Linked DNA regions of Homo sapiens: region 1 is linked to region 2. The links are chromatin loops, found by intact Hi-C in ENCODE. Cell type or tissue: ascending aorta. All regions are shown on one strand.

What was found. A loop is a pair of places that touch in the nucleus more often than their neighbours do. Peaks named below come from ENCODE experiments on the same cell type or tissue, not always from the same donor. Only the 100,000 strongest peaks of a DNase experiment are listed, where the experiment ranks them.
Region 1: it touches region 2 in a loop (3-fold over the local background); 1 of 110 quality-filtered maps calls a loop at or near these places.

What each region holds. Positions count from the first base shown.
Region 1 is chr5:150,137,749-150,142,748 of GRCh38, forward strand. The region is part of intron 1 of PDGFRB (platelet derived growth factor receptor beta); the gene reads right to left. Among named protein-coding and RNA genes, the nearest start is that of PDGFRB, 16 kb to the right of the region's middle. RefSeq lists an enhancer at 1-353. In ascending aorta, a CTCF peak has its summit at 2,628; DNase peaks (open chromatin) are centred at 1,153 and 2,253; H3K4me3 peaks cover 4,457 bases; H3K27ac peaks cover 5,000 bases.
Region 2 is chr5:150,587,623-150,592,622 of GRCh38, forward strand. It overlaps a transcript of SYNPO not described here. Among named protein-coding and RNA genes, the nearest start is that of SYNPO, 51 kb to the right of the region's middle. RefSeq lists enhancers at 2,597-3,096, 2,644-2,843. In ascending aorta, a CTCF peak has its summit at 2,328; DNase peaks (open chromatin) are centred at 649, 2,409, 3,509, 3,889 and 2 weaker places; H3K4me3 peaks cover 1,094 bases; H3K27ac peaks cover 3,899 bases.

The DNA.
Region 1 (5,000 bases), 450 kb before region 2:
TCCCCCCACCCCCACCCCCAGGGTGCAGATGGGGAAACTGAGGCTCTGAGAAGGTGAGAAGTTTACCCAAGATTCCACAGCAGAGCCTGTCTGAGAGGGAGACAGAGAGAAAGAGACCTGGAATGATAGAAGTAGAAAGAGACAAAGACACAGAGACAGAGAGGAGGTGCCCAGAGAGACAGCACCAGAGGCACTAAGAGACAGAAGCAAGGACAAAGACAGAGACAGAAGCAAGGACAAAGACAGAGACAGAAGCAAGGACAAAGACAGAGACAGAAGCAAGGACAAAGACAGAGACAGACTGAATGGGGTGGCCCTTGCTCTCCTCTATCTTGGAAGACACACCTCAGGTCCCAAGAGACCACCAGGAGCCAAGTATGCCAAGAGTCTGCCTGCAGCATTGGCAGGAAGGACGCCAGAGGACAGGGGTCGCAGAGCATGAGCTTTGGGAGGTGACGGCATGATGAGGCAACAAGGAGCCTCCTCTGGCTGTGGGGCTGCCCAGCCTGGCCTGCCTCTGAAGGCCATGCCCAGCTTGCCCCTACCTCCCCATCTCACCCCTTTTAGTTTTCAGTTTAGGTCTGCAGACCGGGTTCAGGCCCCAGCATGCCACCTCTTGTGCCATCGCTCTCCCTGTGGCCTAAGTCCCCAGCTCTGGAAGTGGATGATGGTGAGTACCTCACCTACCAGGGCTGCATTCACATGTCAGGGGTGGGACATAGGCAAGGCTCCTCCCGCCTATGGACCCCCAATCTTAGCTCTTCCCAACACCCCAAGAAACAGTCTGAGCAAATCAGCTCTTCTCCTCCCTCCTCCCTTTCAGACTGCCTGCCTGAAGGTCTCCTCGTTTCTTCCTCTCCCCTCTCTGAACTGCTCCTGACTCAAAGCCCAGCCCTTCTGACGCCCCCTCCAGCCTCTGCTCCCCACCATTCCTCTGCCCCAGCCCCTCCAGCTGGATGCCAGGCCTCCTTGGTCAGGAGGGAGCAGCGCCAAGGCGGAGCCAGCAGCCCCCACAGAGGCCCATCTGCCCCTCCGTCGGTGCCCCTCTGGCTGCCCCCTTCCTGCTAGAGATCTCAGCCAAAGAAAATCATTAGCAGAGGCTGGGGGAGGGGGTCACTTCAGCTTCCCTGCCCCTCCTCTCCCAGTCTCCCTGGCTGGCCACACTGTTTATTATTCTAAAGGAGGAATTTGGCCGGCTGGCCAGGAGAAGGGAGGTCACTGCAGCGGGGCTGGCCTGGCTCTGGAAGGCTGGGCTGGCTATGTGGGCTGGGCCTTCATGGCATGCAGCCCCCGACCCTCCTCCCATGTGGCACTCCATCCTCTCCCCTTCAGGCTCTCTTCTGCTGGGCCTGGGGCTGGGGGTGGCTTAGAGACTCTGAGCTAGGAGGTATGCTTTTTGAATGGGCAGCAGAGGCCCAGAGAAGGACAGAAGCATGCCCCAGTCACACAGCAAAAAGGCAGATTCAAGCTGTGGGGAGAGGACAGGCAGGCAGTGTGGATGCCGTAGGGAGGTTGTAGGCACCCCAGGGATCTCGGACTGGCTTTACTATGAATAGAGCAATCAGCTCCCCTCATAAGCACCCTGGGACCCACTGTGAGACTGAGCGAGTCTCCAGCCTCTCTGAACTCTGCGTCCCCATCCATATAGAGAGGTTGGCAGGTGTCATCTCAAAGAGCTGTCCCTATGGTGAAGCTCTGCCTTTCTGACAGGCCAAAGAGAAGATTCTAGTCACCACGAATCTTACCGGGGTGTTTTGAGGAGGTGGGGGCTAGTAAGCAGGAGGGGGCTACATTCCTGAGGCTAGAGTCACATAAGAATCCACCAGCCATCTCATTCCACGAAAGGAATTTCCATGACTATTCAGCCACAGACTTGCTGTGCGGGCTTTGACAAGTTGTTTCCCTCTCTGGGCCTCAGTTTCCCCATCTATACAATTAAGAGTTAGACCAAGGCTGGGCATGGTGGCTCATGCCTGTAATCCCAGCACTTTGGGAGGCCGAGCCAGGCGGATCACGAGGTTGAGAGATCGAGACCAACCTAGCCAACATGGTGAAACCCCGTCTCTACTAAAAATACAAAAATTAGCTGGACATGGTGGCAAGTGCCTGTAGTCCCAGCTACTCAGGAGGCCGAGGCAGGAGAATCGCTTGAACCCAGGAGGCGGAGGTTGCAGTGAGCTGAGATCACGCCACTACACTCCAGCCTGGTGACAGAGTGAGACTCTGTCTCAAAAAAAAAAAAAAAAGTTAGACAACAGTGTTTCAACAGTGTTTCAGGGGACTTTCCGCTGGTGACGTGGAACCCCAGGAGGTGGCAAGGAAAGAGTGGTAGGGACAAGAGGCTGGAGGGCCAGGGAGGGCAGAGAAGGGCTTAGGGCACCCAGACATGACTTCCCAGGCCATCCTGGATGACTCCCTGATACCCCACATTTTCCACCAAATGTGTTAGGCCTCTTTGTGCTTCCCAGAGGCTGTTCTGGTTCCAGCCAATCCCAGGGAGGCCCAGGCAGCTGACTTGGTGGTAGTGGGCTTGCCTGTGACAACTTCCCCTCTTTAGGAGGACTGTACTCTAGGGAAGGGCCACCTAGGACAAGCTGGATGTCACAGTCAGAGAGCAGGCACTCCCCCTATCTGCTGTACTCTCCTGCCCAGGGAGGCCTCTAGAGCAGAGAGAGGGAGGGCACCCCTAGGTGTCCCCCTTTTGCCCATGAAGAGAGTGCTATGTGCCAGGAACCCCTCCTGATTCCTCCTATTCTGGCCAGGTTGTAGGCTCAGAGGCCCAAAGTGGAGATCATGCCCAGCTCCTCACGTGACTCAGAGGGACCCCTTAGGGGAGCAGAGTGAGGACCCCAAGTCCGGGGCACAGAGTGGAACCCCAAGTTCAGGGGAGAGGAGTGGGGGGCCCCAAGTCTAGGGGAGCGGAGTAAGGACCCCAAGTCCAGGGGAGCAGACTGGGAACTCCAAGTCAAAAGGAAGCAGAGTGGGGACCCCAAGTCAAAGGAGCAGAGTAAGGACCCCAAGTCCAGGGGAGAGGAGTGGGTGCCCCAAGTCCAGGAGAGCAAGCATGCTTGGGGAGTCATTCTCAGAGCCCCAGACTTCCCTCCTCCCAGCACGTACAATTCTCCACTCCTTTCCCACCGCCTTAATCTAAATAAATCCAGCCCATCTTGGCCACATCCGCCAGCAACAGCTTCCCTCCCTCAGGGTCCTGAGGCTCCCACGACACAGGCAGGCCAGGGAGGGGGCCCTGCATTGCTGCGGGGGTTGATGGGGGGAGCCTGCACATGGTCAGCACATACACACAGCACAGATGCACAGATGCCTGCCTACGCACTTCCTCGCACACTCCTCTGAAACACATACGTATGCAAGAGGCCATGTGGGTGCCAAGCCCTCATGCAGGTACTAAACATGTACACACCCACACAAAACACATGTGCGCAGCTCCCACTGTGCCCAGCACCCGTGGAGATGCACCCGTGTGCAACAGTTCACATGTGTATGCAGCACATACAACATGCACAGAACATGTGCACATAGAACCCCAAATTCACCTGAACACACAGCCATATGCATGAACAGACAAGCCAGAAAGCCCGTGTTACTGCACCAGGAACCATTCTGAGCATTTGGCACGTATTGGCTCACTTGATTCTCCATCAACTCTATGAGGTAGATACAGTGATCATTTCCATTTTACAGTGGGGAAACTGAGGCAGAGAGCATTTAATAACTGGGCTAGGAACACAGAGCCAGAAGGGGTAGAGCAGAGATTAAAGTGAAGTGGTGTGACTCTGTGTTCTATGCCACCAGCTCCACCGCTTCTCTGACCAACGTGCATGTTTGGTTGGGTCTGGGGAGAAGGCAGTGGGGACTGAAAAAAACAGATGGATTTGAGAGTTACTTAGCTGAGAATCAACAGGACTGGGTGACTTAATATTGAGGGGCTGGAGAGGGAGGTATGCACCTCTGTATCTGGCTTGGAATACTGGGAGGCAGAAGTGTATGTGTGTGTGTGTGTACACGCGCACGTGCTGAGGGGACGATGCCATTTTCTGAGATGAGAATGAGGTCAAAGAGCAGGAGTGAGAGCTGCAACTGAGCAGGTTTAGGATAGGGAGGGTCTGTGGGCACTGAGGGGACAGTGGGATGTTCAGTCTGGAGGCCAGGAACAGGCCGGGTAGAAACAGCAGTGAGATGAGAGAGAGAGGGCCATGCTGCAGGGAGAGGGGGGTGCTGGGGGCAGGCAGTCTCAGGCCTGGGATGCTCTGAATAAACCAAATGCCTGAGGGAGGAGGAGGCCTGGCCATGGGGTTATGGGGTCAGAGTCTTGGAATGTCAGCACGCCAGAGCCCTCAGGGATCATCTATCTGATCTAACTGCCTTCCTGTGCTCCATTGTGCTCGTGGGGAAACTGAGGCTTAGGGAAGGAAAGCAAGAGGGCCCATTGTTTTGGCCTAGACAAGATGGGCTCGGGTGATCGGTGGGGCTGAAGCTCACCTGGCTGCGCAGCTCCCCGCCTCCAGCCCCTGCTAAGATGTGAGGCTGGTGGCTCAAGGCCCCAGGCTTCAGGCTATAGCTGCCCCTGCCCTCTCCACAGCACACCTCTGTCCTGCCACACATTGACCTTTGTTTCAAAGTCACATTCTCTGCACGAGCCCAGCCAGGCAGGGATTGGCGACTGAGACTCAGAGGAGGTAATTTGCTAAGTTGTTGGGAGAAGTGAGCCACAGACTCCAGTCTCCTGACCCAGTCCAGTCTTCTGTTCTCCGTACCGGGGCACTTTACAGGCCTGGGACAGACTTTGGAGGGGGGTTGGGGTGGGAAGTAAGAAGACCTGGCTCTAGTCCCGGCTGTGACACCCACTTATAGGATAGTGGTCCCCCCTATCTGCAGGGAATACATTCCAAGGCCCCAGTAGATGCCTGAAACTTTGGATAAAACCAAACCCCATACATACTATGTTCTTTTCCCTGCAAATACATACCTATTATAAAGTT
Region 2 (5,000 bases):
TACATTGTTAAAATAAAACATAGCATTATAATTAGAAGGGACAATTAAGAGCTCAGTTCCCTCTTATAGGAGATGAGCAGATAGGCTCTGAGAAGTGAAATCGATGTGTCCAAGGCCACACAGCAAATTAGGTGTCCACAAATCTGTTTTCTCACCACTGTGTGAAACAGCCTCTGGAAAAGGGGCCAGAAGGCTTTGTTCCAGTCCTGTCTCTTCTGAGGTTTCTGTGTGACTTGGGACAAGTCATTGGGACTCCATTTTCTCTTTAGAAGAAAAGATTGGGTCTCTCCCAGGGGCAAAATCTAGCTATTCCCTTGCATTTTTGGGAAGGTCAGCCTTACTGAGCTGTGTTGGATATCCCTCCCCATACCTTTCTCAAAGCCCAATAGAGTTGTCAGGATGAACGCCAGGCCCCTAGGGGTAAAGTGAAGTAATTTTACAATGAGTCAGTGTACAGTATGAATTTTTTTAGTTTCAAAAAAGTGTGAAAACATGGTTCCATATTCCATAGAGGATAGTCCAAAGGCCTCAGCCTGACTTTATGGACCCTGGGAGCTTCTGGGACCTCCCATTCTGGTCTGAGGACCAACCTCCAACTCCCTCTTGAGCCAGCCTGGCCACCGGCCATATCTCCATGCGTGACTTTCCACTCTCTGGTGTGCCCCGGGGGTCGGGGGAAGCTGCGTGTTATAAAAGGGCCCTTAGTGAGTTTCTGGTACCACATAACCTTCCTGGAACTTTGTCACTACCCTGGACTTCTGCAACCCCAGCCTCTGAAGCTGGGGGTGTGTCTGCCAGGGGGAACTTCCCCTCCCCCAGAGCCAGCCTCAGGCTGCCTGTCCCCACCCAGAGGAAAAGGGGCTCCACATGTTGGGAAGGGAAGGACCTCTGCAGCAGCCATGGAAGAAAGTAGGTCTTGAGCATCTCAGAGCCCCAGACACCCAGGATTGTGGGAGTCAGAGAGAAGGGGATCTCAGTCTGTCTAGGAGAGTGGGGGAGAAAAACCATCCTATATGGCAGAGGTTAGGGGTGGGGTGCAGGAAGGGGGCAGGGGAGAGAAGAGGAGGCTGGGGCGGTGCTCCCAGGAGCTCCCAGGGGCCATAAAGTCAGTCTAATGAGGCCTTTGGACTTTATCCTCTGTGGAATATGGAACCTTTTTTTTTAAAGGTGTTCACACTTTTTGACATAAAAAAATTTGTATTGCACAGTCACTTATTTACAAAAAAAAGGCAGCAAACAATACAACTGAATTCTTAGTAAAAAATAAATTTTCCTTCCCCTCTCCCAATTCCTTCTTGAGAAGCAAACCCTTTTGACAGGTCTTGTATGTCTTTGGAGCAATATTCGAGGCTATATTGATTCAATGCATTCCATTGCTTCCTTTTTGTAAGTGGTAATGTACTATACACACCATTCTCTGTTCCAGTGTATGCTTTATAGATTTTTTTTTTTTTCTGGAGACAGAGTCTCGCTGTGTTGCCTAGGCTGGAGTGCAGTGGTGTGATCTTGGCTCACTGCAACCTCCGCCTCCTGGGTTCAAGCAATTCTCCTGCCTCAGCCTCCCGAGTAGCTGGGACTACAGGTGTGCGCCACCACACCCAGCTAATTTTTTTGTATTTTCAGTAGAGACGGGGTTTGGCTATGTTGGCCAGGCTGGTCTTGAACTCCTGACCTCAAGTGATCCACCCACATCAGCCTCCCAAAGTGCTAGGATTACAGGCAAGAACCACCACACCCAGCCTTACAGATAATTTCTGAGCAGCACATGTAGGTGTATCTCATTGGTTTTACCCCCACTTACTGTCCTGCCATATAGACGCTCTGCACGTCATTACCCATCCCTACGAATGGACCTTGACATCATTTCTAGCCATTTGCTTCCACAAACAACCCTGCGATGAACATATCCTCACGCATTCACCTTTGAGCATGTGGGCTGGTGTGCCAGCTGGATAACTTCCTAGAAGTGGTATTGCTGGTCAAAGGATACATGCATTTAATTCAGTATGTGTCACCACATTGTTGCCTAGAAGGTTTTGAGCAGGGGAATGACAGGCCCCCGTGGTCTGGTCAGTTGCTGCTAATGCATTTGGCAGGAGGTAGAAAGAGCAAATTATTGGATTATGAGCCACACAGTCTCCAGGTCTGAGATGGACTAAAGTATCTTCAAATGAGGGTTTATTCAGAGTCCCTGTGAGCCCTTTCAAAGCCCCCAGCTCTGTGCTCTCTGTAGTGCTCTCTGGAGCCTGGGAGAAAGGGATTCCAGTAGACAAGTTCCTTTGCTGTGGGGAGAGGTCCCCAGTTCACCAGTCATGCAAGGACCCACATCCCCCGCCAGGGGTGGCTGCAAACAACCTAGTGGGGAGAGGACAGGCTGCCGACAGCTGCAAGGAACGAAGTTCAGCCAAAGCCCGCGCAGAGGGCTGCCAAGAGTTTTTTCTTTTCATTTTTCCAAGCCTTGCGCTTTGGGCTGGGGCACAGTGTCATCCTCATGTTTCCTATTATTTTACAAGGCTCCCATCAAAGCGCCAGCCGCACAGGCTCTTTGATGTCTGAGCTGGAGCCTGCCTCTGCCTTGGGGAGAAGCATCTTTGCTGAGGATCAAGAGGTGAATGAGGCCTGAGATGGTCCCCATGCCTCTCCCCTACGTGCTCCCCTGGCTCATCTCCTGGCTGGGACCATAGGCCCCTGGAGGGGGAGAGAGGGACCGCCACAGCCAGCCAAGCTGAAAAGCCTCTAAGATAGCTCAGAAGGGGATGTGGAGGCCCAGAGAGGGCCAAGGGGCTGCTCCAGGCCACACAGCAACTTGGTAGAGCACTTCAGCTCTGGTGGTGATCAGACGCTGGGTGAGACAGCAGAGGGGATTTCTACCAGAGTCAAACCAAGCCTGGCAGGCAGCCTTTGTCTCTTGGTTTCTCAGTTTCTCCACCTCACGTCCTAGAAGTCTTTTGGGGCTGATACTGTGCATCTGAGGGTGGCGCTTGTGTGGGCTCTGTCCCTTCTAAATACGTGACCTTGAGCAAGTTACTTAACACAACCAAGCCTCAGCTTTTTCCTCTCTAAAATAAGATAATGGCAATTGTCAGCTTAGAGGGTCCCTGTGTGGGTGCAATAAGAAGATTCACAGAAAATACTTAGCACGGTGCCTGACACGTGAAGGGTCTCGAAAAGGAAGGGCTGTTATCGTTGTTGCTGGTAATGACAATAAAGAAGTGGGAAGGGGGCTTCTAAGGAGAAGAGGCTGGTGCAGCATAGACTTGCTGCTATACCTCCCCGTCCTCAGCCCAGTCCTGGTCTAAGAAGGGACTGGGGCCTTCTCTGCAATCCAGGGAATTAGCTCCTTTTCTGCCCCCCTCCCAGCCCCTACCTCTAATTCCAAGGCTGTCTTCTGAGCCTCAGGGTTAGAGGGGGTGGGGAACAGATGAGGCAAAGGTGCCAGGCCTGGGATGGGGGCACTAATGGTGTCTGGGCCGGAAGGTCTGGTAGGTGGGGGAGGGGTGTCTGGAGGACATGGCCCGCAGCCCTGACTCCCGGAGGCAGCCAGAGTGGAAGTGGGGGTGGGTCTTGGCAAAGCTGAAAAGGCTGGGATTTGACTTGGAAACACATTGAGAAGTCCCTGGCGGCTGCCTCCTCAGTAACAGCCCCTCTGAAGCTGAGCCCGGGACGGGGAGGCTGTTTTGTATAAAGGGGCTCTGGGGACCTCAGTGATGGAGAATGGACTGAAACCTCTCCCCCAGAACTGCAGCATGCGCAGCTGAGCCCCCAGCACTTCCTGCAGGCCTGCCCCAGGGGCTGCAGAATTCCAGCCATCAAGCCTGTGTGGACAAGGGACGGGGCAGGGGAGGAAGGGACCCTGGAGTTCACAGATGGGAAAGGGCAGAAGCGCCGTCTCAGATAGCCCCAAGCCCTGGTCTCTTGGCCTTCGCCTTCCTGTTTTTTGTCACAACTGCATTGAACCTGTGATGTTACTTACGTAACAGTTTTCTTTAAATTGATTCACTTTTTAAAACCTGAATACAGTTATTTCAAAGGGAATTTGATATTGCTACTGTAAAGGGAAGATAGTAACACTCACCGTACATAGTAACCATGTAAATAAAATACAATAAAAACAAAACAATGTTGTTAAATTTTACCTAGAGCCTGAGACTTGTTCTCTCTCTCTCTGATAAAAAGGAAGATTAACAAGCGTCAGAGCTATGTTAAAGACAGGCTAGCACCCAACTAAGACTTTCTTCTTGATTATATCTGCCAGATAAAATACAAGATGCCCTGGCTCACTCCTGTAATCCCAGCACTTTGGGAGGCCGAGGTGGGTGAATCACCTGAGGTCAGGAGTTCGAGACCAGCCTGACCAACATGGAGAAACCCCGTCTCTACTAAAAATACAAAATTGGCTGGGCATGGTGGCGCATGCCTATAATCCCAGCTACTCGGGAGGCTGAGGTGGGACAATTGCTTGAACCCGGGAGACGGAGGTTGCGGTGAGCTGAGATTGCTCCATTGCACTCCAGCCTGGGCAACAAGAGTGAAACTCCGTCTGAAAAGAAAAGAAAAAGAAGAAGAAGAAGAAGAAGAAAAGATACAAGATGCCCATTAGGTTTGAATTTCAGATAAACAATGAATAATTTTTTAGTATATATCCTAAATATTGCGGAGGCCCTACTTACCCTGGAAAAAGTTATTTCTTATTTATCTGAAATTCAAATTAACTGGGTCTCCTGTATTTGTACTTGCTGAATCTGGCAACCCCACCCTCAATGAATGAAAGAGAGTTTTTAAAGGAACAGCTTTCTCACTGCTAAGTGATATTGGATAGTTCCATGTCCCTATGCCACCAAGAAAAAAAAATCTTGAGAAACACTGTTCTGATTCAAGGTGGAATTAGACCAACAAAACACGCTAGTGTGGGAATCTGCAAGTAGGTTAAGAACATCCCAAATGGGGGAAATTCTGACGGCTCCATGCAGGAGAAGGAGGCATTGGGGCTGGACCCATAG